Regions from separate parts of the Homo sapiens genome. Here regions 1, 2, 3, 5 and 6 are each linked to region 4. Evidence: chromatin contacts called from ENCODE Hi-C or POLR2A ChIA-PET data. All regions are on one chromosome and are shown on one strand. Each heading gives the region's core, a stretch centred on a gene start or an enhancer-like site at or near the end of the contact. The rest is flanking DNA. Distances are from core to core; before and after follow the strand shown. Region 1 holds the start of DHFR (dihydrofolate reductase). Region 2 has its middle 77 kb from the start of TBCA. Region 3 holds the start of WDR41 (WD repeat domain 41). Region 4 holds the start of ARSB (arylsulfatase B). Region 5 overlaps LOC101929154 (a long non-coding RNA gene). Region 6 holds the start of AGGF1 (angiogenic factor with G-patch and FHA domains 1).

Region 1 (3,459 bases), core at 691-3,190, 1.7 Mb before region 4:
CTGGAAGTATATACAGAACACCAATAGCAGTGGGCCTCACTCAAAGGGAGGGATTATGGGGTCTATCACTGCCTACCTTCCACATTTCTGTACTGTTTGAAATTTCTGTAGCAAGAATGTTTTAATTTTATAACCAGGACAAAAATAGCTAGAAGGAATAAAGGAGAAAGTTGGGAGAACTACAGCTAAATTGCAGAATTGTAGCTCTACCATCCCCTTAACCTCCTATACACATCACCATCACCTATAGGGGGCCACTCTGCTCAGGAACAAAAGGGACCTTTCTCCACAAAGAAAAAAGACACAATTCTAATACGCTCTTCTGCCCTCTGGAGAATTCCAGAATACCAGAGCCATGACTGAGGAGAAAAAAGAATCCCCCACAACTCACCAGAGTTGCCAGACATTCCCAGATCACTTCCTCCTTCCTTTTGTTGGACTTTCTTTACTTTCTTTTTAACAGGCCCATCATTTTCCAATGGTCTCTTCTTTCTTCTGTCAATTTCTGTAGCCTATATCGGGAAGGTTAGAAAATGATGTGTTATCTCTACTCTGAGAAGGCCTGACGTATGTGAAGCAATTTAAACCTTACAACTGAATGACAAGGTTCCTTGCCATCCACTCTTCAAAGAATCCTCTACTTTTAGCTCTGGAAAACCCTATGGGTGAACTGTTTTTAACACCATAAAAGACAAGGTAGAGTCTGATAGTCAGGAGCCTCAGCAACTCAAGCCGTGTTTAGAATTAATTGAAACCAAGGCTGCTACCGGTCTTGATTCAATGAGCCTTCAGCTTTCTCTAATTATAAAACTTGAATCACCCTACTTACATATGCTAAATAAAATACCTCTAAGAAATAAACAGTTATGTAGCAAAGGCACAGAGGGGAAAAGATAGGTAATAAAAGAACAGTATCATTTTTGACATGTTCACTGCAATTTAAGTGTTTCCTGTTTAAAAGGTTTATGTTCATCACTAAAGATGTGACAAGATTATGAATTTTTTCTTGGCAGAAAACTTGCCAAAAGCATACATAAGTCCTTCACCAGCTACCCTTTAAATGGTGGGTGCAAAATTTTGGTGAATTCATGAAAACGTAGCTCGTCCTCAAAAAAAACAGAAGAGGAGTAATCATTTTAAGGGAGAAATATATACGAAAGGAACAAGATTTTGAAGCACCCAAGCTGCCACCTACATTAAAACACGGTAGGTGGCTAAACACCAGTCTTCAATGCCCTTCCACAGCCTCAATCTGAAAAATACTGTGCAGGTGACCCAAGTGAGGGGTCACCCTTGGGCTTTTCCTGTGGCAGTATCTCTGGTTTAAAAACAAACAAACGTACTTATTGCGTTGAAGGATGGCAACAGGAAGGACTCCATGATTAGTCACATCTATACCATCCTAAGAAACTTTATCCACCCAAACTGTATTTCAGACTTTATAATCTAAACTACAAAAAGAGTTCACTGGGGAACTGCACAATATGACTGCTTTTAACCGTAGTGATTTCAAATATTGAGCCATGCTGTTGCAGTCTTAAAAACTGGAGACCTAAGGGCAGCTTTCTTCTAGTCACCCAATCCAGCACTTTTTTAAAAAATCAGTAAAACTCTTCGACCACCAAGGAAAAAAAAAAAGGATGGAGGTTAAAAGACGCACCCCTTGCCCACAAGCCCCCTCATCAGAATGGGAGTCAGGAGACCTGAGTTCCTGTCTCAGGCCTGCCATTAAAAACCTGCATAACCTTTGCCTATCTCCTCAAACGGAAGTACTAAAACCTCAGCGCTTCACCCAATTTGTAGCCCCGGCTGGGCTCTTCCCACCTTCCCCTTCTTCAGCCCGCCCCTTCCTCCTCCAGCCCTATCATCGGGCGGAGGGTCCCCGCCTCCGCCCGCCTTACCCACAAGCCCCGCCCCCCCAGCCCCGATGGCCCTGCCCAGTCCCAGACAGAACCTACTATGTGCGGCGGCAGCTGGGGCGGGAAGGCGGGAGCTGGGGGCGCTGGGGGCGCTGCGGCCGCTGCGGCCGCTGCAGCCGCTGCAGCGCCAGGGTCCACCTGGTCGGCTGCACCTGTGGAGGAGGAGGTGGATTTCAGGCTTCCCGTAGACTGGAAGAATCGGCTCAAAACCGCTTGCCTCGCAGGGGCTGAGCTGGAGGCAGCGAGGCCGCCCGACGCAGGCTTCCGGCGAGACATGGCAGGGCAAGGATGGCAGCCCGGCGGCAGGGCCTGGCGAGGAGCGCGAGCCCGCGGCCGCAGTTCCCAGGCGTCTGCGGGCGCGAGCACGCCGCGACCCTGCGTGCGCCGGGGCGGGGGGGCGGGGCCTCGCCTGCACAAATGGGGACGAGGGGGGCGGGGCGGCCACAATTTCGCGCCAAACTTGACCGCGCGTTCTGCTGTAACGAGCGGGCTCGGAGGTCCTCCCGCTGCTGTCATGGTTGGTTCGCTAAACTGCATCGTCGCTGTGTCCCAGAACATGGGCATCGGCAAGAACGGGGACCTGCCCTGGCCACCGCTCAGGTATCTGCCGGGCCGGGGCGATGGGACCCAAACGGGCGCAGGCTGCCCACGGTCGGGGTGGCCGACTCCCGGCGAGAGGATGGGGCCAGACTTGCGGTCTGCGCTGGCAGGAAGGGTGGGCCCGACTGGATTCCCCTTTTCTGCTGCGCGGGAGGCCCAGTTGCTGATTTCTGCCCGGATTCTGCTGCCCGGTGAGGTCTTTGCCCTGCGGCGCCCTCGCCCAGGGCAAAGTCCCAGCCCTGGAGAAAACACCTCACCCCTACCCACAGCGCTCCGTTTGTCAGGTGCCTTAGAGCTCGAGCCCAAGGGATAATGTTTCGAGTAACGCTGTTTCTCTAACTTGTAGGAATGAATTCAGATATTTCCAGAGAATGACCACAACCTCTTCAGTAGAAGGTAATGTGGGATTAAGTAGGGTCTTGCTTGATGAAGTTTACCAGTGCAAATGTTAGTTAAATGGAAAGTTTTCCGTGTTAATCTGGGACCTTTTCTCTTATTATGGATCTGTATGATCTGTATGCAGTTCCCAAGGTTCATTTACCATTATTAAAAAATTTTTGTCTTAGAAATTTTATGTATGTCAACGCACGAGCAAATTATCAGGCATGGGGCAGAATTGGCAGCTGGGTGGAGGCTTCGGTGGAGGTGAGCACTCCGAAAGGAAAACAGAGTAGGCCTTTGGAACAGCTGCTGGAAGAGATAAGGCCTGAACAAGGGCAGTGGAGAAGAGAGGGTAAAAATTTTTTAAGGTTACATGACCCTGGATTTTGGAGATCTCGAATTTAAAGGTGATGCACCAGGGATGAACGCTCAGATTTTCAGTTTGAAAGCTGGCGTGACATGTAAAGGAGTGGAGAATAATGTACCATTGTAATGATGAGGCGCCTCTAGGACATCTAGGATAATTTCAGGCGTGGGGATCTAGGTGAATTGAACTGTT
Region 2 (3,693 bases), core at 939-3,438, 1.1 Mb after region 4:
TTTTACTGTGGAGGTTTAGGTCATGTGATTAACCATGTGATTAACTCAGATTTAGACCATTCTGAGAAAGCTTTTGCAGTGGGAATACTGTCCTGTTCATAATAAGCACAACAAAAAACTTACAGATATATTTATATAAAGGAAAAACCAAAATAGGTGTAGGGTAACATTGAAAGCTTAATGCTTGCACAAAAGTCCTCTTTGTTTAAGTTTCTTTTTAAAAATGAACTCACAAAAAAGGTGCAAAAATTAATACTGTGTCCTGGTCCTAAGCTTGAGGCAGATCCTGCATCTTCAATTTAATCTTCTTTTGTGTTCCTTATTCACCCCAGTGATTAGAGGTGGCCTTAAATTTCAGCACTTAAGTGGTGCTTCATGACTTCTTGAACAGGTTAAATAAATAATATCTATATCCCCCAAATTTAACATGACGTGTTGTTAAATGAAGAAGAGAATGAACTATTATCCTTTGTATTTGAAGATTATTCTACTCATGGTGATCACTGATCATGTGTGCAAGCTAGAAAAAGATGTGAATGACCTGCTCCTTTTCATGCTGTAATCGAAGGAGGTCTGGGCTAATTTTCAACTCTGCCCTCAAGATCCTTCTTTACATGTTATCTTAATACTAATGTCACAATAATACTACTACTGCTACTTATAACAATAGTGATCATGATGATGCTGCCACCAACAACAGTATAATAGTAGGAGACTTAATACCCAATATTCTTGTTGGATCTTTTATCAAAATACTGTGATATGGGCAAGGATGTTATTGCCCCTATTTTCCGAACGTTGGACACCGTGGTCATCTGTCTTTTACTGTTCTCAAGAATATTTAAATTAAAATGGAAAAACACCTATTTAATTCACTTTAAATATTAGTAAAATAATATCTTTGCATTGTTCAAATTCTGTCTTAAGTGACTGACTGGTTTTCTTCTATTTGTTTCCATCCTCAAATGATACCTTTCCATCCACAAAAGACTGAACCAAAGACACAGCTCCCATTTTCCTATTCGTTTTTTCATATGGAAGTTTAATGGTGATTTTATTCCAAACCTTGCACAAACATAAATACTGCATTAAAGGAAGATGAATTTATTTTGACCTTTACTGAAAATGCACTGTGAAACAAAGCACTTAAGCATTTATAGCCTGTTAGACACTCACATTACCCACTTCCATGTAGATAAGAAAGTCTTTCCCAGCAAAAGTAATGTTCACAAGCAGAGCAGTTTTACGGGGCACTTAACTGCAAAGCCAGATATTATCATGTTCTTCACTATGAGTCTGTTTTGCTTGGTTTTATGCATCTAAGATCTATAGAAATTAAGGGAGTATCTAAAAATGTTACATTCAAGAATCATAGAGGATGACTTTTTTTGATGGGTTTTGATGAAAATACAGGATATCTGCAACAAAATACTTGGGGAAAAACATTATTTATTAGAAAGGAGATGGAGTGTTTGGGGATTTTGTTTGGTTTCTTTTGAACTAGTTTCTCCCATCTCCCTCCTGTAAAGAAATTGGTGGCATTGTTTCAGTAATTTTTGGTTAAAAGTGGGTTCCACTTCTATTTATAATTATTAACATAACCTGTCCCCTTAAAATAGACCACCCTTTCTTTGCATGGGCAGAAATGAGTATTTTGTGCATTTTATTTTTTGCCATGATCCTTCTCCTTTAGTCATAAGCCTCTGACTGCAGAGCTATTTCCTCCATCTAGATTCTTGTGTCAGAGAGTTGAGATGTTAAACCACAGCAACCATGAAACTTTAAAATCTCTGATGCATGATGAATGGGTGCTGGGCAAAGCAGCTTAAAATCTATGCTTTTGCTTCTCTTTAAACACTTTAAATTGACAGCGCCATAGATCAAACATTTTTACTGAGAGGAGAAGCTTTGGCAATTTAACTTAAACAAGTGCAGAGTTACCATCATCTCAAGACCTCACCCCTCCACAATTACCCCTTCCACCTAGCAGATTGGGTACATTTCTCATTGAGAGCAAGTGTGTGTGTGTGTGTGTGTGTGTGTGTGTGCGCTCGCGCGCGCGCAGTTATGCTACAGGGCAGCGGCCTGTAACCGGGCGGGTATAACACCCCATGCAACTTCCCCCACCGACCCCCATCCCACCCAGTCTCACCCCCAAGGAGGTTAGCCGGGGGATTCCGCCCGCGGCCCGGGACGTCGCGGAGCATGCGCCATGGTCCCGCCTCCGCCCACCGTTACCACAGCCTTCCACCTCCCCTCTCTCCTCATCCTCCTCCTCCTCCTCTCCCTCCCCACCCCCCTCCTGGAGCAGCGAAGTTGGCGCGCTGCCCATTCAGGCGTTCAGCGTCAGCTCCTCAGGGATCAGCAGGCAAAGTCACAGTCTGCACAAACAGAGCTTTCAAATTCATAAAATTCATAGGATTTTTCACAAATGAATGAACACAATTTTCTACCAATTTCCTCATTATGCAAATATGCAAAATATCAAATTTAGGCCAATTAGGGTCCTCCACAGTCCCAAATTCACCCGTTTAAGCCATAATTGCAGAAACTATCAAATAATTACGGTCGCTAATTGGAAATATTTGTGACAGATACAACAAATTCTTGCACAAATTACATTTCATTCGAGGAACCACTGCGCGCCACTGAAATTTTATCGAAGTCTAATTTAACTTACATAATGAGTTGAATTGAGTACTTGTTATCAAATTTGAGCAATTCATAGCCCCGTAATGTGGAATGATCAAATAAATTAAAAGGGAATTTATTCAATATTTTGTTGTGATCCTTTTCTCGGAACCATTGCTATTTTGCAGGGAATTTCCTCCTCCCGCGGCCCGGGGCGGGTGCCTGGTGTCACTGAAGCCCCGGCGGTGCCCGCGGCGGCGGCGCGAGGAGGCTGCGGGTGGCGGGGAGCCGGGAGCCGGGAGCCGGGAGCGAGAGTGCAGAACCCCAGCTCCGAACCGCAGCAGCCTCCGCGCCGCGAGCGACCGGGCTGACGCCCTGTCGGCGTCCAGCTCCGCAAGCCCCGGGCTGTCGGAGGCCCGCTCGGGCCCTTTGCTTTGTTTTCATTAATTGGGTGGAGGGGTCACCGAACACTTCCGGGTGAAGCAAGGGGGAGTCCTAGAAAGGATTTGACTTCTGGAAGTGTAAACACACGCGCGCGCACTTGCACACGCGCCTACACACGCACTTCTCGCGCGTGCACACACGCACACATGCACGCCGCGCACACCCACACCACACACGCACACGCCACATAGACACTTGATCACACGCGCACACGCCACGTGCAGGCACACACATTGTCCCTCTTACACACCCACCACACAGACACACACCCACATACACGCGCGCGCGCGCACGGGACCGCCCGCACCTCGCGCCGGCCTGTAAAAGCCTTGCTGGAGTAGAGCAGAAGCGCGCCCCCTCGGAGTTCCTCTCTCCTGAGCCGGCCTGCCAAGGGTTAACTGCTGGATGGAGGGTCCTGCGATGGTCGCGCGCACAGTGTCCCACGGGCACAGTCACACATAGACACACACATACACACACTCTGGGAGAGGGAACGCGCACTCGCGCTCCCTGGCCTTTGTGTGTGTCCTCGGGAGAGGTCCAACTCCGAGTAATTGAATGGCACTCTAACCAGTAGTCTAAACCCTCCCTGACACGCGAATCCACGCGGCCCCTCTG
Region 3 (3,934 bases), core at 787-3,286, 1.5 Mb after region 4:
GACAGTTTAATCTATTTATATTTAAAGTAATTACTGATAAAGAGGAATTTCTATTTTTCTATTTGTTTTCTATATGCCTTATAGTTTTTTTGTACCTCATTTTCTCTATTACTGCCATCTTTTGTATTTAGCTTATTTTTTGTAGTAAATGTTTTGATTCCCTGATCATTTCCATTTATGTATATTTTACAGGTATTTTTGTGTTTACCATGAGAATTACATTTAACATCCTAACGTTATAACAATCTCATTTTAATTTATACCAACGTAACTTCAATAGCATACAAAGACTCTGCTCCTATATTGCTCCACCCCCACCCTTTCTATTGATGCCACAAATTACATCTTTATACATTGTGTGCCCAATAATATACTAATCTTGTAAAAAATTCTTTCTTAGCTGTCCTAAGAGGAACCAAGGGAGGAAGTGTTCAACCCTGGACCAGTGCTTTAAAGCATCAGCAGAATGTCCCTTACATCAGAGTAATGTGGCATTGGGCAAACCCTAAAGAGCATGGGGCAAACCCTAAAGAATGTGGATAATCAGAAGAATAAAATGTAGGCTATTTGGGCAACCACATTGTCTCACGTGAAGATATTCCTTCCAGAACTGAACTCCTGATGTCTCTGAGTTTTGTTTTACTTAAAGATAAGTCCCTCTTTCCCAGGGGATAGTCTCTGTTTTGGTCTGTCTTCAACTGTATGCAGACTGCAATTTGGGGCTAGCACACAGAAGGCAACATGCTCCTGATCCTTGGGAGTGTGTTCTTGCCGAGTGCACTCAAAAGGAATACAAAGATGAATTATAGGAGATCCGAGTTCCAGAGGGACTGTAAGTTTGTGTAGCTGCTCACAACCAACTTAGCTTAAAGTGGGATGTATGGCTCTCTCTTATTGGTGACTGGGACATTATGCCTTGTCCCTCCAGAGCAGCATTTTATGTGATTCCTTTCTGCTTCTCTAGTGCATCTGTGTCCAATACATGTTTGCTGAATTAATGCATTAGTTGGGACATTTGTAGATTCCCTACAACAATTTACTGCTAGGAGGATTATTTGAACCTAATACATATGCAAATATATATATTTATACTTTTGCAAACATGATATGTATAAGTAGTTCCTAGACCAGTGATTTTCAGACCTTGCTACTCATCAGAATCACCTGAGGAGCCTTCCCAAAACCCCGATTCCTACGTCCCAACCACAAAGATTATTTTAATGAGTCTGAGGTGGAAGCCAGGAATCTACATTTTCAAAAGCTACCCAGGTAATTCTGATATGCAGTCAGCATAGATAACCACAGCCCTTTGACTACCTAAGAAAATGTAGTAGTCAAAAAAAGGTATATGAACTGCCTTCTATTCTTTAGGGAGATTCTATGTTAATATAGCATACGGTCAAGAACACTACCAATGTAGCCACTTCCTAGCTGTTATCTTTAGACAAATTACCTAATCATTCAGAGCTTTAGTTTCTTGATGTGTAAAATAGAGGATATAGGTTTACCATGAGGATTTATGTAAAGCCTTAGCACAGTAGCTGTACTATAGCACACAGTAAATGTTGGCCGGATTTATTCGGCTGTACACATGAGCCACTGGATTTGTCTGGATGCAGAAGTCTACTGCGGTACACCTTCTTCAGCAAGCTCTTGGGAAAGCAGGGGAGATTTCCTGGTACCCTAGGAAGTGGAGGATACTAAAGCCATGTCACAGGGAGGGGCATTATTCTTCGTGCGCGCTTGCTCGCCGGGGTCGGGTTGCTGCTCCGCGCGCGTCCACCAGGGGCCGCTCGAGCTACCTAAGCTCCGTGCGCTACCCGGCGGCGCTCCCGCGCGTGCTCACTCGGAGCAGCGCGCGCCCCGCAATCGCCGCAGCCGCCCCCGCCGTCGGCCGCCGCACCCCAAGCGACTGCCCAAACTAAGCCTCCGTGGCTGGGTACGGGAGCGCTTTGGGGACAAAAATTCTCCCTCAACTGTGGTCTGCATTCCTTCGGCCCGTGGGCTGATCTGGGGCGGGAAGTATTAGCGTCTCAGTTGCGCTGCAGCCGGGGAGGAAGGAGGAGGCCGAGCCTGGGGCGGAGTTTGGGCTGACTGGGGCTGGACCGGGCAAGACGCCGCCGCTGCCCGGATGTTGCGATGGCTGATCGGGGGAGGCCGAGAACCGCAGGGACTGGCCGAGGTAAACCCCGGGTGGGTCTGCTCTGCGTCCGTCGAGCTTGCTGGAGGGGCGGCTTCGTTCCGGTTCGGCCTTCCTGGGTTCCGACCGCGGGGACCCGGGCGGAGGCGGGGCTGGCTGCTGAGCTCGTGCCACGCGCTGTTCTCACGACGGTGGGGGCGGAGGGCGCGGGAGCCGGAGCTCCTCAGACCCGGCGGGACCCCAGGCGCACCCTGGAGCTGCAGACCCCCGGCCCCGTCCCACGGCTAGCTGAATCGTGAGATCCTGGCTCAGGGACGCTCAGCTGGTCAGCAGTCCTATTGGGACCTGTGACAACTTAGGGCTTCTGGCTACCGAAACTATCTTCATTTCCACTTAAAAAGTATACGATTTAGCTAGAAACGAACGAGTTGTGACCGCAGCTTTCCACTTTTGGTTTATTTGAATTGGTGTCTCTTCCTGGCGTCTACTGATACTTGGTCAGGGAATATAAAATTAATTTACTTATCCAACAACCGAAAAAGGATATAATTATTTTTAAAAAGTAATCTGCTTCAAGGTCAAGAACATGATTTTCTAATTAACTGCTGTTTTTGGTTTCATAGTCACACTTTCTTCATGGGCCCGAATAATTGAATAGACCGTGTGTAATGAAATTTACATTTGAAATGTGAATAAAATAATTTTTGCAGTCTTGGAAATTTTGAGGTCCCAAATTTATTTCGTATGCCACACAAGAACTTTCATGCGCGTCCGTGTGAAGAGACCACCAAACAGGCTTTGTGTGAGCAATAAAAGCTTTTAATCACCTGGGTGCAGGCGGGCTGAGTCCGAAAAGAGAGTCAGCGAAGGGAGATAGGGGTGGGGCCGTTTTATAGGATTTGGGTAGGTAAAGGAAAATTACAGTCAAAGGGGAGTTGTTCTCTGGCGGGCAGGAGTGGGGCAAGGTGCTCAGGGGAGCTTTTTGAGCCAGGATGAGCCAGGAAAAGGACTTTTACAAGGTAATGTCATCACTTAAGGCGAGGACCGGCCATTTTCACTTTTGTGGTGGAATGTCATCAGTTAAGGCGGGGCAGGGCATTTTCACTTCTTTTGTGATTCTTCAGTTATTTCAGGCCATCTGGGCGTATATGTGCAAGTCACCGGGGATGCGATGGCTTAGCTTGGGCTCAGAGGCCTGACAAGAACAGAATTTGTGAATTGCATTTTATTTCTCATAAGAAGTATTTGTTTAGATTGTTAAAAGTAAGAAATTGGATTGTTGAGAGTAGGCAGTCTTCTCAATTTTAACTTCCGCATGTCTTTGCAGTTGACGGTATTGTCTGTTTTTAAAAATTTCTTATTTCAGATTAATCCTAAATCCTTGAGATTGTGGATTATTGAATAGCCATATATGGTATATACGACATTTTGGATAATTCTGTTTTAACCTGGTTCTTTGGTTAATCATGTTATTTGCTTAACCAGGTCTCCCATTCCTGGCAAGTTTTCATTGGAGGAGAAGCAGTTTATATAGTTTTCAAATTTCTCACCACAATCTCTTCTAGAAGGAAGACAGAATAAATACAAAATCAATGCTTTGTGGTGGTGGTTTTTTTTTTGGAAAACATTTATGCATGTTTTAAATTTATATATTTCTTCATATAAATCTAATTGAGTTGTATAACTGCTGTGAATTTGTACATTATCGGAACCTATGATTGTCCCTAATTTATGCAATAACTTTGTATCCAGGCTTCTCGTTTAAGCAGTGGTTCTCAACTGGGGTGATTTTTG
Region 4 (3,615 bases), core at 747-3,246:
ATTTATTAATTACAAGAAGAAAATATTAACCTTACAATGAGGAAATGTTTACCTTAACAAAGTTATCCCATAAGAAAGCAATTCAGCATCATGTGCCTCTTAATAGGAAGCACCGAGAAACATACCACATCACTTTTTGTGGTATTCCTGCACAAATCCATAACCTCTATCTAATTGTGAAGAAACATCAAACTCCAATTGAGAGATTTTATAAAATAACTAGCTTGTACTGCACATTATGTGTTCAATACATAGATGGAAAATAGAATTAACTCTTCAATTTGCACATTTCCAGAGCACTATTAACATATGCTTTTATTTTAAAAACATAGGACGTAAGAATCTGTGCAAGTTTAGCTAGTTTCAGGGGAAGTTGGTTAAAGGAGGAATTGTTCCTGCAGATTAGCACCCATCAATTATTTCTTCTTAATTTTTATCAAGGAGAATAGGAAGGATTACGGGGGAGAAAGACACAAAACCACAGCGGAAATTCTCAGTCCTTCAAGGTCTTCTACAGGGTGTTTAAATGAAAAGTTCAACCCTTGACATAATGAGTCAAACAGTTCTCTCAAAAGTTATTCTTTGAATTTAATGCTAAAATTTTCACTTTTTTCTGCTAAATTTCATTGATTCCACTAGAGATTAAAGTGCATACAACATAAACTAATCTACTTCATGCAAAGAAAAAAAGTGTATGTAAGAGGCAAACATTTCATGTGTTAAAGGATTCTTGGGGAAAAAAAGGTAAAATCATGACCCTCATACAAATATAAAAGTGAATACATGATTTTATTTAACTCATTAATAAGGAAATTGGTAAGGTGTTAAAACCAATTCAAAGGACAATCCAAAGAACAGATCAGGAATACTAAAATAAATATGCAAGCGGAGGTGAAACTGTTTTCCTTGGTAGTGGTGGAGGGGAAGGATTGCTACTCCGCTGGATAAAGTTCATTTGTGTATATATAAATAAGAATTATTTTCCATTGTTATTTATCTATAACTTATAAAGTTGTAAACAACTTCCACGGAATCAGACTCAACCTGGAAGGGTATGGTCTCTAGGCAATGCAAAAATTTTCCCCTACACCTGTTAACAACTATAATATCTCCAGACAGAGTAGACAGAAAGTCTGGATGGCAACGGGAATCTACTGGTCATACGGCTAACTTCCTAATTCAATAAGCACGTGACTAAAGGATTTTTTCCTTCCACTCAGATATTTCAGGCTAACTAGATACTGTGTGCTTCTTAGTGTCACTGCTTAGTGGGGGAGCCAGCTCTGAGTGGGGTCATATCCGGACAAGCGAATGAGCTATTTATTCAATGACCACGCAACACTCCAAATCCTCCCAGGGCAACTTGAAAGTAACCGCACCTTCCAAAGGGCACCGTGCAATCAGACTGTGTGTTTGGCCTCCTGTTTGCTAGTGGGGAGGAAGCGGCTTCATGGGTGTACACTACGCATAAATGAATGTGAAAGGCTATTTAGACCTCTGCCTTTTCACCGTCCTCCCACCTGCCACAGGCTGGGCTCTTGTGCTAGAAATGACTTGCTAGCTAGACATCATGGTTCAGGATCTGAGTCAGAGGTTTAACCATTTATAAGCTTTTTTCTTATGAAAAATTGGCACTAATTATAATGTCTAACTGTCAGAGTTGTTGCAGGCTTTACAGGAGACGCGGGCTGTGAAGATGCTTTGTAAATTGTGAAGCGTTATTAAAGAACACATCTTTTTTTTTTAGGAAACCACAGTGCAAATTTAATTGCCGGGGAAGATAACGGGCCTTGGTGCCCTCCAAGCGTCAGCTGAGTTTCCAAGAAGCCGGGCAGCGGGCGCCCGCGGGTTCGTCTCTGGCTCCTCCTCCGCCACAGCAGCCGGGGGCCCGGGTCGGAGGCGGCGGGGGCCGAGCGCCCGGCCTCGCAAGCCCACGGCCCGCTGGGGGTGCCGTCCCGCGCCGGGGCGGAGCAGGCCCCGGCAGCCCAGTTCCTCATTCTATCAGCGGTACAAGGGGCTGGTGGCGCCACAGGCGCTGGGACCGCGGGCGGACAAGGATGGGTCCGCGCGGCGCGGCGAGCTTGCCCCGAGGCCCCGGACCTCGGCGGCTGCTCCTCCCCGTCGTCCTCCCGCTGCTGCTGCTGCTGTTGTTGGCGCCGCCGGGCTCGGGCGCCGGGGCCAGCCGGCCGCCCCACCTGGTCTTCTTGCTGGCAGACGACCTAGGCTGGAACGACGTCGGCTTCCACGGCTCCCGCATCCGCACGCCGCACCTGGACGCGCTGGCGGCCGGCGGGGTGCTCCTGGACAACTACTACACGCAGCCGCTGTGCACGCCGTCGCGGAGCCAGCTGCTCACTGGCCGCTACCAGGTACGCGGCGCCCCCGCCGCCCGCGCCGCCCCCGCCCCGCCTTTCGCCGGCGCCCTGCCGCTCCTACCCGGCCCTTGAGGCCGCGGGCGCTGGCAGGCGGGGCTCGGACCGCCGACCCAGTTATGGGTCCCGGCGGCTTCTCGCCCCAACCTCGCTCTTCCAGGCCGGCAGCCCGCCGCGGCCTCTGCGCATGCCCGGCTCTGGCGCCCCGCGGACCCGCGCCCCGGCCGCCGGGTTGGGCGGGTGGCTTTGTCTTTCGTTTTCTGAAGCTCCGGGCGAAGGGGTTTATGGGAATGCCGGGTGCTGGGCGCCGCGGCCGGCAGGCGGAGCGGTCCTGAGGTGGGAGGCTGGGGAGGGCGTGGGCTGGGAGCAAAGACGAGGGGAGAGGTAAAATGAAGGGGTGCTCGCCGTGGGTGCGACCCTGGCCCGTGGGAACCCAGCGGTGATAGGTTAGGAGTGTCCCACCAAAGATTATTTTTTTCCAGGTTCTCAACACCCCTGGAATGAAACCTGATGCTAGGTTGATTTTTCTTAGGCTGCTGACATTCCTTTCACATGTAACCTTGTATTGAACTCTTCTGAGCATCTTCATTATCGCTTTAAAAGCTTCCCTTTAGGAACGGCTCCACAGTTAACGAAGGAAATATAAATGTAGAGCGTGCATAGATGTTAGATGGCTAAGAATATCAAGAACATTTGCATAGCACTTTGTTGTTTTTAAAGTGAATTATTGAAACAGTGCATGAGGTAGTTGTTTTTACCCCGTTTTACAGACGAGGCAGGAAGCCTGTAAAGGCTCGTTGGCATAAGAATCGCACAGCTAGAAAGTGGTCAAGGCAGTGTCCGTTGTGCTTTTCCTGCATCCACTGGTCGTCCCGGGCTTATGAAATTGGCCTTTTTTCCCCTCAATCTGAATACGATTGTCATATTTCTAAGACCCTGAAGTTATTATGACCATATTAAATACAGTAAATGGGAACTGTTGGATACCACCTGCATGCCTTCACAGAGTACATATGCTGTTTACTCAACAAAAATATTTTGAGCTTACTGTGCTACTGACAGGGGATATATATTTGAATGTTGCCCTCCCAAGTGTGTGTTCGCATAACCTGTCAGATCAACCCTAGCCTCACGTGGTCCTAAGATCAAGAGAAGGGAGGGCTTACTTGTGATAAAGATATGCGCAGTGGTCTGAAGGCTTTTATAAAGAGGAAAGATTGGGTGTTGCTAAGGGTGAGAAATA
Region 5 (3,462 bases), core at 871-3,370, 1.0 Mb after region 4:
AATGGCCTAAGAGGTCCAACATGACTTACTGTTTACATCTCCGACACCCTCATTTTCATTATGGAGAGACTCTGTTACATGTCTAGTGGCCCGGAGCACTGTGTCTCAAACTTTTCCTGAGCACACGGATTACCTGAGAATCTTGGTAAAATGCAGATTCTGCTTCGGTTGAACTGGGGAGGGATATGCATCTCTAACAAAGCTTTCATTTCTTTTTTTTTTTTTTTTTAATTTCATTCCCTTCTATTCTAACAAAGCTTTCTATCTTCTCAATTTATCACTCAGTATTCAGGAACCTTCTTTTTCTTTAGACAAGATAAAGAGAGAAGTTCTCTGGTCTCCCAATGACCCTTTACCTCCTTATTCTAAATGATCATTTTGTCTTCCTTTTGCTGTGAACTGATAAGTAGAAGAGGCTGGAAACAGTGCTATGGGGATTGGGTTTTGCAAGAGATACGGGAGTCAGAACAAAATTTCAGAGCTGAGAATGGTGACATCTTAAGAGCTTAGACTTCTATTCCTACCCAGAGCAGGATAGAAGCCCTTCCTGGCCTGTCAAAAGACCGGCATTCTCCCCTCAGAATGAACTTCTTTGTTTCGTTTTGAAAGTTTCTGTTCTTTCATAAGTCACTTAATCTTCCTGAGGCTGTTTTTCCCCTGAGAAATGCTAATTAGATTTTCATGTGCTTTATAATTTATTATTATTTTTCATTAAGGTAAAATTCATATAACAAAATTTACCACTTTGAAGTGTACAATTCAGTGGCATTTAGTACACTTACAATGTTGGGCAAGAGCCACCTCTATCTAGTTCCAAAACATTTTTATCACCCCAAAAGAAAACCCTGTACTAAGCAGTCACCCCCTCTTCCTGCTTCTTCCTAGCCTCTGGCTACCACCAATCTGCTTTCTGCCTCTATGGATTGACCTACTTTGAGTATTTCATATAAATGGGATCATATAATATGTGATCTTGTGTGTCTTGCTTCTTTCACTTAGCATAATGTTTTCTGGGTTCAGCCACACTGTAGCATGTTTCAATACTTTGTTCCTCTTTTTTCTGAGACGGAGTCTCACTTTGTTGCCCAGGCTGGAGTGCAGTGGCACAATCTCGGCTCACTGCAACCTCCACCTTTCAGGTTCAAGCAACTCTCCTGCCTCAGCCTCCAAGTAGCTGGGATTGCAGGTGCACGCCACCACCTCACCCAGCTAATGTTTATATTTTTTAGCAGAGACAGGGTTTCACCATGTTGGCCAAGCTAGTCTTGAACTCCTAACCGCAAATCATCTGCCAGTCTCAGCCTCCCAAAATGCTGAAATTACAGGCATGAGCCACTGCGCCTGGCCCATTCCTCTTTATGGTTGACAAATATCCTATTGTCTGGATATACCACATTTTGTTTATCCATTCGTCTGTTGCTAGAGATTTTGGTGTTTTCACCTTTTGGCTATTGTGAATAGTGCTGATAGAAACATTCATGTACAAGTATTAGTTTGAGTAACTATCTTCATAATTTATTATTTTTAAATGTACCACCTCATTTGTTTTTCAAGTTAGGTTGAGAACAAGAAGTATTTTACTGACAAAAAACAAGCTCAGAGTGATTTGCTCAAGATTTCAAAGGTAGTAAGCAACCAAGAAAGTCAAAACTCCTGACAGAAACTCCAGTGCCCTTTCAACTTATACCACAGCTGTCTCAGCTGGCTTGAGAGTCAAAAAGGAGAATGTCTGCAAAAATGATTAGCAGGCTGTAAAGCACTGTGTATATAAGGTGGTGTTCGTAGTTAGTCTTTGATATGCCAACTGACGCTATGGGAGCAGTTTCCCTAGCGGGAGGTCAGCATGTGCTGTCTCTATTATGGCCAGAAGAGAGATTTTAGAATTGCAAAAGGTATAACAGAGTGGTTGGACACCAGCAAAGGAGTTTGACAAGGCTGTCACATCTGTTCAATATTTCTACTGAAATAATCATGGGTATTGCTGTTGATGGTTACCATAGTGGTATTAAGGTTGGCAGAAGGAGATGATGTAATCTCGAGTATGCTGATGACATCCTGGCTGCTGAGTCTGTGGTTTCTGCACCAGAAGAGCTGGCGCCTTGGACTGGGGATGATTTAGACGCCGATACTGGCAGCTGAGAAGCAGAATATTTTAGCAGCAGCACAAACTGGAAGTGAATAAGAAAAGCAAGTGAAGGGTTACGCTGCCATAGTTTATGATAGGTAGTGAGAGCCACAACCCTCTCGCCTGTAAAAGAGGAGAGCAAATGGCCTAGTAAGCATTCATGAGGGGTGATCCAGAGCATAAAATGTCGCTGTGGCCTCACCCTATCTTGCCATAGACCTTTTCTTGGTTCTAATTTAGACCCAGTGTCTGATTAGTATGAAATAGCTGTTAGCTGAGCCTCAATTTGCAGACTTTTACCAAAGGAAGAGATGAAGAGCAACATGGAAGTGTGGCTACTGTCAAGCTGAGTTAAACCCAGAGTGATGACGACAATATCTTGGTGAAGGAGAAGAATGACAACAGGCTGAAAGAAAGCATCATCTGTTTCCAGAATCCTGGAACACTTCCTGCTGAAATAACTCATTCTGTGTGTCTTCATTTTCTGACAAGCAAATCTTGAAGAACAGAACTGGCATTCGTCAGGGCAAACACTAGAAGTATGCGGGTCTCCAGAAGGATCTGTGACAGGGCTTGTGAAAACTGTGTTTTTGAAGAATTCATCGTCATGTGAAAGTTCTTAGAATCTTCTTTGAAATAAAAATAGATCTTTATACCAAAATGTTCTTATGATTTTGAAAATAACACCCACTCATTGCTGAAACGTACTGAAATATGTGAAAGATAAGAGGAACAAATCATGCTATTTTCACAATTAAGAAATAATTAATGTTATGCCTTATTTTTTTCCAATATTTTATCTGTCTACATTTATTTTCTATGTATTTGGGAACCTACTTTATGTTCAATTGGTTTTCTGCTTTTAAAAATTTCACGTTTGTACATGGTATATTTCTGGCTGCTTCTCTGGATCCAAGGGTCATTCTGGGCTTTGGATTTCCTGTAGAATGGCTGTAATATTCCAGTTAGAGCCGAGGAAACTCGAAGCCTGGACTTGTCCATTCTATTAAGATAGGACATGAGGCCCGGCGCAGCGGCTCACGCCTGTAATTCCAGCACTTTGGGAGGCCGAGGTGGGTGGATCACTTGAGATCGGGAGTTCAAGACCAGCCTGGCCCCGTCTCTACTAAAAATACACAAATCAGCTAGGCATAGTGGTGGTCACTTGTAATCCCAGCTACTCAGGAGGCTGAGACAGGGGAATCACTGGAACCTGAGAGGTGGACTTCGCAGTGAGCCGAGATCTCCCCACTGCACTCCAGCCTGGGCAGCAGAGCGAGACTCCATCTCAAAAACAAAACAAAACAAAAAAGATAGGACATGACAGATTCAAGAAA
Region 6 (3,873 bases), core at 539-3,038, 2.0 Mb after region 4:
AAAAACTTTCCAATAATGTCATGTCAGGAACTCCATGTAATGGTCATACAAAGTCATTGCAACTCAACAGTTATTTTCATAGTCCATTTGGTAACAAAACAAAGAAGTCTGATGACGTTTCAGTGTTCAGCCTATATACTGGTTTTAGGAAACCACCAATAAATTATGAAGGACTAGACAACGGTCAAATTGAAACTAGTTACTATGTGGAAATAATCTGTTGGCAGAGAGGGCCTGCCAACAAGGTAGAAAAAAATACTATGCTCTTGGTTTTTTGGTTTTTATTTTGAGACAGAGTTGCACTCTGTCGCCCTGGCTGGAGTGCAGTGGCACGATCTCGGCTCACTGCAACCTCCACCACCTAGGTTCAAGCAATTCTCCTGCCTCAGCCTCCCGACTAGCTGCGATTCCAGGTGCCCGCCGCCACGCCCGGCTAATTTTTGTATTTAGTAGAGACGCCCGGCTAAATTTTGTATTTCACCATGCTGGCCAGACTGCTCTCGAACTCCTGACCTGGTGATCTGCCCGCCTCGGCCTCCCAAAGTGCTGGGATTACAGGCGTGAGCTACCGCGTCCAGCCAAGGTTGTTTTTAATGTGACAGTTTAAGTATTAACATTTGCCCCTACCATCTTGGAAACGAAATAAGCTGCTTAACGTCTCCAACAAAAGCAGTTATATATCGTCCCTACTTACACAAGAAAGCCGAAGATGATAAACGCCCAGAAGAGCAACCTTAAACAGGTATAGCATTCAAAAGTTTGTAAAATTGTTTGTTTTACTTCACCTTTACTACTGTGAGCTATCATTCTCATTTAATGGGGAACTGAGACTCGGTATATAAGTTCACACACCCAGTGAATAGCAGAGATGGGATTCTGACTCAAGTCCAGCATTTTAATAAACTCAAATGTGATCTACAGTAAATGCGCCTACTGCCAATGGGATGTTAGGTCAAGTGAGAATGAAGACAATGTAGCCACAGTACTTAAGTTCAATTCACGCCAGCCGCGAGACATTGATTTAAATCAAGTAACCTGAACTCAGGTTTGCTCCTAAGGTACTTGGAATTGTAACTGCGCTGAGCTTCTACTTATTTACTTTAAGTACTCTACAGTAGTTCTGAGCCCCTGCCAGGGACCCCTTCCGAGGCTATCACGGGCTTCGAAGGCCTCGCCTGGGCTGGATGGGGCGCGGGGCTGAGGAGGACCGCGCACCTGCGTGCGGAGCTCCTGGTTGTTGCTTTCTGCGTTCTGGTACAGCCGTTCTGTGTGATGCAGCAGCTTCTCGATCTCCCGCACCTGCCGCTTGCAGCTCCGCAGTTCACGTTCCAACTTCTCCACCTTCCGCCTTAGCTGGGCCAGCTCAGGCTCGGGGGAGGTGGGCGGCGGCGGCGACCGCGGCGGGGACGGCGCCTCCGAGGCCATGAGCTCCGGCGCGAGACTGCTCGTCGCCGCGGAGGGGCTGCGTTCAGGCCGAAACGGACGCCGGCGGACCCAGAGACCACTGGAGCGCGCGGGCAGCGAAAGGCAGCCTCACACCCGGCTGGCCGCGGTGGCCCCTGGCCATGACGCCCTGAAACTCACTTGTAGCCGAACGGGGCTGCGAGCAACGAGCAAGGGGACCGAGGATGGCCCCTGCCCGATGTGCGCGGCCTGCAAACCGGAAAACTTTCCTGGAAACTACCTTCTCCAGCTACAGAGACAGAGGGAGGAGCGTCGGATAAGCAGTCGGAAAACCAGAGGCCAGAAGAGCTCCAGCAGCTCCCCAGTTGAGCCGGAAACAACGGCGCCAGCGGCAGGCGGGACCAAGACGGAACAGGAAGCGACGGAAAGCGGGAAGACCTGACAGTGTACGTGCCGACGTCTCGGCCTGCGGAGGGGCGTTACCTGAGGGCGTGGAGAGCTGTGGCAATGTGGCTACCGAAGCCCTAAGAGCGACAGGGAGGCTTGCAGCCTCTGGTCTCAGACATTTGCACGTGCGGATGTTCTTTGAACAAACTTTTAGTATAGCATGCATTTCCTATCTCCTTGTTTTACAAATAAGAACAGAGTATCCCAGAAATGATTTGTGGGGACTATGATGCTCTACTTATGTCAACTGAAGAATGAGGAGGTTAATAAATTTAGAAAAGGGCTTTATTTCTCATGAAGGGTTACAGCCTGCAGGGTGGCCTTTCTGACAGGCTTGGAAGCATAGCCTCTGGTCAGAAGCTGAGAACAGACACTTGGAAGGAAGGACAAAGGGAACAGAAATTTATGCTGAGCAGGGTGGCCAAATATATTCAATGAGCTGTAGGAGGATTCATGAATATTTATGAAAGGAGAAATATGCACATGCACAATTAAGCTTCCTGCCTCTCTATGGGACCCATATTCAAAAAATGGTGGTGTTAGCATGATCCCAGTGTGAAGTTTTCAGCCCTCTGATGTCAAATGGCAAAGCAGAGGACATGAAAACCCTCGCTGTGAGTCCCTGGTAGATTGGCCAGAACTTCTCTGTGGTTGGTGGTCTCTTATCAGGAAGGAATGCTGGTTGGTGTGAAATCAGCCCAACTGTCCTATAGAACTGATGTTTATGGTTTCTTTTGAATAAACCTGGAAATTTACCCTCCCAGTCTTAAAACTTCAGAAAGTTACATCTTTCTTATCTGAGTTCCTTTCTTGGGAAACCAACCATGAGGCCTCCCAGATAGTATCAAGGAATTGAAACTTACCAGATCACTGCATCTGGACAATGAGGCACCATACCCCTCACCCATCATGATTGCCTAACCAGCCACCTGCTGCCTGTTGAACAAGTCCTCATCCTTACCGCTCACTAATTCCTGTTTTCTCACATGTAGTCACATTTCTCCCTTGCCATATAAACCTCTAATTTTAGTTGGTTGAGGAGATGGATTTGAGACTGATTTCCTATTCTCCTTGGCTGCAGCACCCAAATAGAACCTTCTTCCCTGGCAATACTCCTTGTCTCAATGACTGGCTTTCTATGTAGTGAACAATGGGTCTATTCAGTCAGTTCAGGGGCTCAGAATTTTACTTTTATTTCTCATTTAGTCATTCTTCTGGTTCCTGAGTTTAGACCCCCCGGGAAAATAGAGCAAGTACATTAGGTCTGAGTCGCAAAAAGGAGCATCCCTGGTGGGAAAATAAGAGAGAGACAATATTCTGTGGAAAAGGGGAGAAAAATGCTCTGGTTTGGTGCATTTATTTGGTCTTTTGTCTGCATGACCCTGGCATTGGTTTGCCAATATTTAAACTGATGTGGCCTTCTTTGGAACACACTTCCTTCCTTTGCCAAAGTCATTTAGAATTAGATCATGAGCTCAGAGTCCTGGGCCTGAGATTTGTGGAGGTCAGCAGCTGTGTCATGCAGATGCTCCTCTCTCAGGGCCCAGCACAGTGCCTGTCGCAGAGCAGTATCCGTAAATGCTGAACACAGCTGAACAAGAGAATCCTGTTTGGTGTCTTAGATCAGTGGCCACTTCCATTAACTATATTTTCTTATTTTTTGTATTCTTGATGCTCTGGCATCTGGGGTCTCCCTGACCAGGGAGATAACCCCTCCAAGGGTTAGCTAATTCCTAGACATAGCAAACAACTCACCCAGCATGCCACACACTGATCATCTACCTTCTTTATCAGGCTGTTACACTCCATGCCAATATTCCCCTGCCCTAATCACTCCAGGGCAAAGTACCAGACAACTAGGAACAACTCCTACATCTCAGATCCCACTGAAATTATGCAAACTAAACCTGCTTATCCTGATTTGTCCATTCCTTCCTGCAAAAATCACATAATGTTTTTTGCCATGTTTCCTCCCACTCCTTCTGCCTCCTTTGGACCTTGGTGCTTCTCCACATTGCCTTG

Evidence for each region. Hi-C counts contacts between places; a loop is a spot of excess contacts on that map. ChIA-PET counts read pairs that join two places held with the same protein, here RNA polymerase II (POLR2A). Pooled maps may share reads with other maps.
Region 1: a loop to region 4 is called in a map of CD8-positive, alpha-beta T cell, with 22 times the contacts of the local background. The contact joins the promoter of DHFR here to the promoter of ARSB in region 4. A Hi-C loop is called at or near these places in 2 of 168 maps with a recorded cell type or tissue (CD8-positive, alpha-beta T cell and naive thymus-derived CD4-positive, alpha-beta T cell), 3 of 37 single-sample maps with no recorded cell type and 13 of 50 pooled maps. POLR2A ChIA-PET finds 5 or more read pairs at or near these places in 2 of 52 experiments (PC-9 and activated CD4-positive, alpha-beta memory T cell).
Region 2: a map of B cell shows a loop between it and region 4 (33-fold over the local background). The contact joins the enhancer-like site here to the promoter of ARSB in region 4. A Hi-C loop is called at or near these places in 1 of 168 maps with a recorded cell type or tissue (B cell) and 3 of 50 pooled maps. POLR2A ChIA-PET finds 5 or more read pairs at or near these places in 1 of 52 experiments (activated CD8-positive, alpha-beta memory T cell).
Region 3: a loop to region 4 is called in a map of B cell, with 8 times the contacts of the local background. The contact joins the promoter of WDR41 here to the promoter of ARSB in region 4. A Hi-C loop is called at or near these places in 4 of 168 maps with a recorded cell type or tissue (B cell, CD8-positive, alpha-beta T cell and naive thymus-derived CD4-positive, alpha-beta T cell), 2 of 37 single-sample maps with no recorded cell type and 16 of 50 pooled maps. POLR2A ChIA-PET finds 5 or more read pairs at or near these places in 1 of 52 experiments (activated B cell).
Region 5: a loop to region 4 is called in a pooled map, with 6 times the contacts of the local background. The contact joins the enhancer-like site here to the promoter of ARSB in region 4. A Hi-C loop is called at or near these places in 3 of 50 pooled maps.
Region 6: a loop to region 4 is called in a map of B cell, with 6 times the contacts of the local background. The contact joins the promoter of AGGF1 here to the promoter of ARSB in region 4. A Hi-C loop is called at or near these places in 3 of 168 maps with a recorded cell type or tissue (B cell, CD4-positive, alpha-beta T cell and naive thymus-derived CD4-positive, alpha-beta T cell) and 7 of 50 pooled maps.

The regions. Positions count from the first base shown.
Region 1 is chr5:80,653,464-80,656,922 of GRCh38, reverse strand. It overlaps DHFR (dihydrofolate reductase), which reads left to right and starts at 1,940. Exons shown (of 6, transcript NM_000791.4): 1 at 1,940-2,519; 2 at 2,866-2,915. The coding sequence starts at 2,434. It overlaps MSH3 (mutS homolog 3), which reads right to left and starts at 2,271. Exons shown (of 24, transcript NM_002439.5): 1 at 1,959-2,271; 2 at 392-512. The coding sequence starts at 2,195. RefSeq lists an enhancer at 1,650-2,418 and a silencer at 1,836-2,445.
Region 2 is chr5:77,851,231-77,854,923 of GRCh38, reverse strand. No RefSeq gene overlaps it. Among named protein-coding and RNA genes, the nearest start is that of TBCA, 77 kb to the right of the region's middle. RefSeq lists enhancers at 2,708-3,215, 3,216-3,693. Within about 2 kb of position 2,188, at least 5 of the 41 ENCODE cell types and tissues checked have a DNase peak (open chromatin) inside an H3K27ac peak, as active enhancers do.
Region 3 is chr5:77,490,418-77,494,351 of GRCh38, reverse strand. It overlaps WDR41 (WD repeat domain 41), which reads left to right and starts at 2,036. Exons shown (of 13, transcript NM_018268.4): 1 at 2,036-2,182. The coding sequence starts at 2,132. RefSeq lists silencers at 1,731-1,870, 2,311-2,530 and an enhancer at 1,651-2,574.
Region 4 is chr5:78,983,691-78,987,305 of GRCh38, reverse strand. ARSB (arylsulfatase B) reads left to right here and starts at 1,996. Exons shown (of 8, transcript NM_000046.5): 1 at 1,996-2,369. The coding sequence starts at 2,058. RefSeq lists a silencer at 1,814-2,673.
Region 5 is chr5:77,934,814-77,938,275 of GRCh38, reverse strand. All of the region lies in intron 1 of LOC101929154 (a long non-coding RNA gene), which reads right to left. Among named protein-coding and RNA genes, the nearest start is that of TBCA, 160 kb to the right of the region's middle. RefSeq lists silencers at 979-1,148, 3,069-3,243. Within about 2 kb of position 2,120, at least 3 of the 41 ENCODE cell types and tissues checked have a DNase peak (open chromatin) inside an H3K27ac peak, as active enhancers do.
Region 6 is chr5:77,028,319-77,032,191 of GRCh38, reverse strand. AGGF1 (angiogenic factor with G-patch and FHA domains 1) reads right to left here and starts at 1,788. Exons shown (of 14, transcript NM_018046.5): 1 at 1,216-1,788. The coding sequence starts at 1,425. RefSeq lists enhancers at 971-1,550, 1,562-1,911, 1,551-2,130.